Regions from separate parts of the Homo sapiens genome. Here region 1 is linked to region 2. Evidence: chromatin loops called from intact Hi-C (ENCODE). Cell type or tissue: ascending aorta. All regions are shown on one strand.

The links. A loop is a pair of places that touch in the nucleus more often than their neighbours do. Peaks named below come from ENCODE experiments on the same cell type or tissue, not always from the same donor. Only the 100,000 strongest peaks of a DNase experiment are listed, where the experiment ranks them.
Region 1: a loop joins it to region 2, with 3 times the contacts of the local background. A loop is called at or near these places in 3 of 110 quality-filtered maps.

What each region holds. Positions count from the first base shown.
Region 1 is chr9:115,648,065-115,652,064 of GRCh38, forward strand. All of the region lies in intron 2 of LOC105376235 (a long non-coding RNA gene), which reads left to right. Among named protein-coding and RNA genes, the nearest start is that of LINC00474, 280 kb to the right of the region's middle. In ascending aorta, no CTCF peak of the experiment used is centred here; a DNase peak (open chromatin) is centred at 2,147; H3K27ac peaks cover 3,504 bases.
Region 2 is chr9:116,155,483-116,159,482 of GRCh38, forward strand. The region is part of intron 1 of PAPPA (pappalysin 1); the gene reads left to right. Among named protein-coding and RNA genes, the nearest start is that of PAPPA, 3.7 kb to the left of the region's middle. RefSeq lists a silencer at 86-175 and enhancers at 1,036-1,537, 1,538-2,037. In ascending aorta, no CTCF peak of the experiment used is centred here; DNase peaks (open chromatin) are centred at 179, 1,229, 1,649 and 2,189; H3K4me3 peaks cover 2,369 bases; H3K27ac peaks cover 2,712 bases.

The DNA of each region.
Region 1 (4,000 bases), 510 kb before region 2:
CTTGGCCTCCTGAGAAGGTAGGACTGCAGGTGTGCACCACCACACAGGGATAATTTTTCTTTCTTTTTTTTTTTTTTTTAGAGATGTGGTCTTGCTTTGTTGCCCAGGGAGGAGTGCAGTGGCATGACAATATCTCACTGCAGCCTCAAACTCCTGGCCTCAAACGGTCTTCTCCTCTTGGCCTCCCAAAGTGCTGGGATTACAGGTGCAAGCCACCACACACAGCCCACGTTTCTGTTTTAATCATAGAGGGAAGAAATACATAGACTAACCCAACAGCTAGCATGAAAATTCCTCCCAGAGTGGGAAATCTTTTGTCTATCAAAGTACCTTGATTAGCTGCTTTTGGTGGAAGATGAGACACTTAGGGCATGGTTAGAGTCAGGAAATTAAATGATTTTTGTTTTCAGCATTAAAAAATCAGTAAAGTTGAGGCATAGAAGAGAACAGAGAAGTGAGGGGAAATTGAACAACAATGGCGAGGGACTGGAGACTGAATCCCAGGCACATTTGAAACTTAAAACTTGAGCGCAGGTCATTTGATTACCCAGTAAGTAATTAATGGCACAGTTACAGTCTATCTACCACTTTCTAGACAAAAACATGCTTGGGCAGTCTTCATGGAAATGGCACTATGAACCTGTAGACACATTTATAAACACAAAGATATCTCACTTATTTGGAGATTACTATTTCCAGCACAGCCTGTGACCTATGAGTAGGCAGTGAAATGAGAGGATATAAAATAACCCCCAATAATAATACATAGCTCGCATTTATGAAGCTTGCTAGGCACCAGGCACTTTGTAAACAGTTTTTCTCATACATGATGTGCCTAACATTTGCAAAGATAGCGTGCATATTATGCATGTTTCCAATTTTTCTGGTAGAAAAACTGAGACTTGGAAAGGTTAAATGGATGCCAAGGTCTATGAGTTAGAATATGATGGACTAGCACTAGAACTCTAATTCCAAAAAGCCTGCTATTTACCAAATATTTTCAACCCAAGGCTTCTTCCTATGGATAACTAAATGTGCCTACTAAACCAAGTTTTAAATTTTAGTCATGAAATAGCCCCTTAAGTTCCAGAGTAGAGCTCATTTACTCTTTTTTTATATGATAACTTAATGATGATACCTGGTTATCTAGTTGACACATTAAAAACTATAAATTTAATAAGTCATAGTGATGAGGGAATCCAAGAGGTAGGCCTGTGGACAATGTCAGTGAGTATTGGAAAATTAAATGAGAGCGGACACAAAAGAACAAAAACAAAACAAAACATGGAATTCAAACAAACAGAAACAGTCAGTGTGAGAAAATTCAAAGTTTGTTAAATTCAGCGAAATTGTCACTATATTCTGGTCCAGAATGTCACTGTGAAGAGTGACAACTCTGGGTTAAAAAGAAATTATGTTATAGTTCCCATTTTGAAGTAATATGACAGAATAAAATATACTTCAAGGGAAAATAATCTAATTTAAATGACTAAAATATGCACTGGTGCAGTAAATGGCTTTAGCTTATGGAGAGAAGATATTTTGGTACCCACCCTGGCCTTGCACATACATGTTAGTTCTGTGTCCTGGAGTTTCACCACTTTGAGTCATATTTACTAGTTTCTACAGTAGGAAAACTAATTATTTCTGAGGGTCCTTGTGAAGAGGAAAATAGATGACGTGTATAACACGCTCGACACATAGATTATGTTCCATATAGTTGTATTAAATCATGTTGAAAGGTCATTTTTTGTGCCCAAACGGGAATGTTCTGGCAATTGTAAAGACTTTCCAACATGGTGCAGGTCTTGCCTGAAAATAGCATGTGCATGGAATATTCACTCATCATTAGGAGAAGAAAACAGAGAGGGACTTTCCCATTCCTGCGTTATCTATTTCCACTTTGTGGAGAAAGCCATAATGTGTCAGATACACTAACTCTTGTTCTTCATATCCCAGCCAGCATAGCCCATGAGACAGAAATAGCATTCATCGAAAGCCGCAATTACCTCATTTCACTGGCCCGTTTGTGTGAGATGTGCCTTGCCTCACAGTGACTGCATGGGGCCAAAAGTCCAGCAAACAGAGCTGCTGCTTGTCCAAGAAATGGCCCTGCAAACAGGAGAGGACAACATGTTCCCTGAGCAGATTGGGACCCTTGGCTGTTTCACGAGTGTTTTGTTTTTCAGGCCAGAAACAGTGTCTGAAAACTCCTGGGGATTTCCCAAGCCCCATTCGTCAGGCGGCCAGGCTTCCTCTGACATCATCTCTGAGTGATGGGGTGCAGAGAGGGGGTCACGCAGAAGGCAGTCCAGGGGAAGCTTTAGCACGATTGCGGGAAATCAAACAGCTAGTGCTAGAGTGATCAGAAAAACAAGGAGAGCTTTCTGAAAACAGTGTCTGGCACATTATGGACATTCAAGAAGCAGGTCTTGAATGAAACACTGGGAAATCTAATGACTGGAATCCCAACTTATGTGGTCAGTATATGGCAGAGATGAGATTTCAACTAGGGTGACCAAATATTCTTCTTTTCCCAGGACTAAGAACTTTCTATGGATGTGGGAATTTGTGTGCTAACGTTGGGAAAATCCTGGGAAAATTGGGATGAGTTTGTCACCCTAATTTCAATACTGGTGTGTCCTGGCTTCAAAGCTGATGCCTTTAATCATAAAGCAAAAATCTGTCTTCAAGGAGACTTGAGTTTAATAAAAAACAAAACAAAACACAGGAATAGACAACTATCATATAAATGGAAAGAGTATACTTGCTTGAGGAAAGGAGTTAGCAGCTTAGCCAACTGTTCACCAATTACCACCACTTCTTGCTAAGAGCACTGTCATTTGTTTAGAAAATCCTCCCATTAAACATGTATTTCAATGAGCCCAGTCATGGAAATTGCATTCTCCTTGCCAATGAATGGTTTAGGAATGAGCATGTAACATAATTTTGGTCAATGAAACATGTAGGGAGGTCTGATAGGCAGATTCTTGGAAAGGTTTTCATGTTCTTCAAAAGAAACCAACAAAAGCTTCCATCACCCACTGGACATTTTTATATCAGTAGGAGACACTTGTAACTGGGTGGCTGTTTTAGATTTACCAAGGGAACTAAAGCTAGGTTAGAAGATGGGGAAGGTAGAAAGAATGTGAGTCTTTTATGACATTGTTGAGCTGTTAAATTAATTGGCCTTGCAGTCATTTCACCTCCAGACTTGTGAGATAATACATTGTCTTTATTATTGAAGTAATTTGAGACAAGGAATTCTAAAGGCAGTCAATAACATCCTAGTCAATAAAATATCCAAAAAGTAATAGGACAACAGAGGAAGGAGAGCAGCTCATTAGATGATACCATCAGGGATGGTTTCATGAAGGATCTAACATTTGAATCTTGCTGTGGAAGAAGGGTATACATTTAACAGACAAAATCAGACATAGGAAACAACACTAGAAAAACTACAAAAGATGTAGAGCTCTGGGTATAGCTGGAGGAAAGTAAGGAATCAAATTTGGCTAAAGCTAGGTTTTACAAGAGTGATTAATTGAACAGAAAGCAGGAAATGTTCTCAAGAAACAGAACATAAAAAGTTTTGAATTCCAGGCTAAGCAAACTAGAATTTCCTCATAGATGGCAGAGAGTCTGAGGATGATTGGCTAGGATGTCACCCTACATCTTCAGAGAACTACTATTAGCCACTGTTATCTCTCCTTTATTTGAACTCACTTCACATTTAGAGCCATAGTTCTCAGCTTTAGAAACATATTAGAATCACCAGAAGAATATATGAACATGTGTGTGATTCTAATATGGTGATTGTAATATGACTTACCTTGGTTCATACACATACCCTTCAGATGATATATATATAGGGCATGAGCCTCTGCTCTGAAGAGAGAGGCCTGGATTATTATTTTTTTTATTTTTTTGCTCTCTGTTAAGCTATCAGGTGACTTTGAAATGCAATTATGCTTGAGACCCATAGACATGGTCATCTATA
Region 2 (4,000 bases):
GGCGCTGGAAGAGAGGAGGAAAGTTTTGCCTTTTCTGTCTGGGAGATTCCCTTTCTGCACAAACAATCTTGCCATGTCCTGGGACGTCTTAAAGTGAGAGTAGGGGTTCCCCCTTCACTGCAGCCAGGAAACGTGTGAAGGCGTTTTGCGATCCCACCCCCTCACACACACACTTTCTTAGAAGGGAAAGCTGTGAGCTCTCCGGGCAGTTCTGCTTCTTCCTGTCTTTCCATGGCTTGGACTTTCACAGATGTAGCACTGACTATCCAGTTGACATGAAGACCCCTTTAGGAGACCCACACTCTGCTGCTATCCCAAGAATACGTCTCCCGAAGCCCCCGCTTTCCAGCTATCAAAGGAGAGCGATACAGTGATTCCCCCCAACAACCCACAACTGACGTCATCGCATGCTATTTTTCCTTTTTTTTTTTCCTCCGGGAAGAAGAAGGAGACTGAACTCATTCACTTTTAACTCGCAAGCCCTATTTGCCCAGAGGAGGGTCTAATTTGGAACAGAGGAAACGTTATCCATAATAATAATGACGATGGTGATAATTTAGAGCTGTAGTATGTTGACTTCTCTTTCCAAACATGTGAAAAAGCAAAGAGACTGCTGCTTGGAGGTGATTTTTTTTTTTTTTTAATCTGTAGGTCTGGTTTTTCCTAGTCTTTACCTAGTACCAGTGATTTGGAAGGCATTCCCTGGAGAGAGGAGAGCACAGGGTTATGCAGGCATCATCAGTGAAAGGGTAGTGAATGCATTTTAACTATGTAAGTGTGTCTACATAAATACGTGTGTGTGTGTGTATATATATATATACATGTATATATATGTGTGTATATATATATGTGTATATATATATATGTATATATATATATATAACACCTGGGATTCCACAGGAGACTGCTTTATAAATGTCTATAATTCAGACAAGGAGCCTCTCTTCACACACATTCTCTTGAGCACTCATTCACTCTCTCACACAAAGATTGTTGCAGTAAAATACTTTAATTGGATGGGGGGCGTTAGGTTATTATTGCTTGTATAAAATGCCTGGTCCATTTTATGTGTAGAAATAACATTCCTCTCAAAACGAAAAAAATAAAATAAATAAATAAGCACTGCTGTCGTGTAGCACCAGAAAGCCAGGAGCTTTTCCCCTGAGGATTCTGGTGGATTTCTTTTCCCTCCCCTAGTTGAGTTGGAGCCAGATTTGGCGGCGTGTAAACACCTGGCTCTGAGCCAGAAAAGACTCATTCTGCATATCCTCCACATGGTACAGGCTGTTGGACTAAAAAGAACCTGCTTCTCCTTGAATTAAAAAGCAAACAAACAGAGGTTCTTTGCAGAAGTACTTTTTCAGCTCCCTCCTTCGTGTAAGTTTGGGCTGGGAGAGCCAGGACCGAGGTGGGCAGCAAGGATCGGGTGCGAAGGCTCACCCTCTCGCGGCGACCTCAGGTGCCCAGTTTGCTGCCTGACCTCTGCTGGCTTTCTCTGGCTGGGCGTTGCCACTTTCCTAGGAATCCCTGGTCACCTATCTTGAGAGAGCAGTCATCGCTCAGCAGGGACCGCGCTGCTATTTCAGGCAGAGAGTTGCTGTCTTGCTGTCAGGCCAGGCTGCCTTACATCACTCTTTGCTGCAGGATTCAATTGGGTTTCGTAAAGGTCTAATTTTACGGTGCTGTTAACCGGGTCTGTCGTCTGGCAGAGGCAGGCCTTGCCGCTCCTGGTAGGCGGGCTATGCTCCCAGATCCGCCCGGGATGCTATTTCTGCCCCGGTTCAAACTTCACTGACACCAGTTCAGACAGGCGCTCGGAGAGACAGGGGGAAGGAGCGAAGGAGCAGTTTGCTTCTGAAGCTCAGAAAACATGCCTTTTATTTTTCTGAAAGGAAAGGAGAAAAATATATATACTAATACATAAAAAAAGGGAAGGCTTATGCAGGCAAAAACAAAGCCAAAGTTAGAAAGTGCCTATGTGTAGGATTCTCTGGAGGGTCCACCAGTGGATGGTCTTTAGGATTGAAGAATCCTTTAAGGCTGCTGTGAAAAGGGTCCTCAGAGGTTACCCAAGCCAGTTTCCCTTTTGGCCGAATGGGGAGAGAGACACACAGAGAGGGGAGGGGTGTGTGCTGGATGACACAGCTCCTCAGCGGCAGGAACTAGGATTTAATCCCTGGCATCTGACTTCCAGGCCTTGCCCCCTGCACCGCTGAGAGAATGTGTCTCATAAACACCATCACCTCTCACCCCACACGGACCCACCACCCACACACAGCCTTCAGCCTTCATGCATAGCAATTTGGGCTCCCTTTCAAGTCAGGGGATGAGGGGTTGTTTCTGACACATCCCTTTGCTTTTGTACCACACCAGGCAGGAGGAACCAGACCCCTGTTCCTCATCCCCAACTGCCCCCCCAACACCCCTCCAGTTTGAAAGAAAAGGAAAACAAAAGACTCAATTTGCTCCATCGAGCAGAGGCCTTGAGCAGCAGTTAATCTTGTTAAAGTTTCTCCTGACCTGTTAGATAAGTGAAATGTGGACCCCACAAGTACTGCCCTCCTCCCACCCCTGTCCCACTCCCCTTGCCTTAGTGATTCGGAATTCCTGCTCAGAAGGAGAAAAGGATTTACCTGAATCCCATCCAGCACCTCTGCTTGCCAGCCTTTTTTCTTTTGTTCTAATGGTTGGACTGGATTAAGTGTGCTGGTTACTCCCAAGAATCTTTTTTTCCTTCCCTTCTGCACCCCCACTTCCTAGTATCCACCCAACCCTCAAAAAAGAGTACCCACATTTTCTCCACTTCAGCATTGCTGTAACAGTGAAGGCTGGGTTTAAGTATATGGCTAGGAGTCCATATATTAACAAGGCTTTTCCCCAGTATCTGTAGTCCTACCTGGGATCTAGAATATTGTAATAGTTAGAACTCAGTTTTAGTAGCCAGGTTACCTATGTGGAATCTCTGCCCCTAACTAACTGTGTGACCTTGGGCAAGCAAGCTAGTTGACTTCTCTGGACTTCATTCACCTTCCTCATGTACAGAGTGATGATGGCACAAGTACCTGTATCATAGAGCTGTGTAAATGCTAACAGAACTTGGACATGGAAGGTACTTAAAACTGGACTTGGTATGTAGTAGGTGCTCAACAAACTTCATTCTTATTAGACATGATTTTCCAAATATCTCAGTCTTGGCTTTCTGGACTGGGGAACACTTGAAGGTATGAAGAAATCCAACTCTACCTGGGTGCTTCCTTGGTGATGCTGGGCACTTTCCTTGTGCCAGCATGTTTTGCCTTCACAACTACCCTGAGAAGTGTGTATCGTCGCCTGTACTTCACAAAAGAGAAATCTGAGTTTCAGAGAGTTGAAATGACTTGGTCTAAAGTCCCACAGGTTCTCAGTGGAGAGAGCCTAGATGTGAACCCAAGTCCTCGTTTCCTCTGTCAGCAGTCTTTTTGGAGAGAGAAGAAATTATTCACATGCTCTTCCTTAACCTTTCTGTGGAACATTTCCATTCCTTTCTGCATCTCTATGTGTCAACCATATACCTACAGATCGAAGAGGGTGAGAAATGGATATAAATCTCAACTGAAGCCCTGCATGAGACCTGGCAGATCTGTTTTTCTTTTCACATCAAATTATCAGACAGACAGGCTTGGAATTTCTCTTACATGCTGTGTAATTTGAGTCAAGTCACTTCATCCATCTCTTCCTTGGTTTACTTATCTGTAAAGTGGGCATAATGACATCAGGATAGTTCAATGAAATAAACATGCAAAAAGTACCCAGTGCAGTGTCAACTTGTATTAGAGACTCAGTCAAGGGTAGCCGGATCTAGGAAGTAGCTGCATCTCTTTTTCCAGTTTGCGGCTTTGGCTTTCAAAAAGTGGGGCCTGTTTGTAAGGCTTCCCCTCTTGAGTTGCTGGGGAGTCTCTCTAGAGTAGATAATGTATCTTGGGGAACAATTAGACTCCTTCAAATACCTTTCTTTCAATTT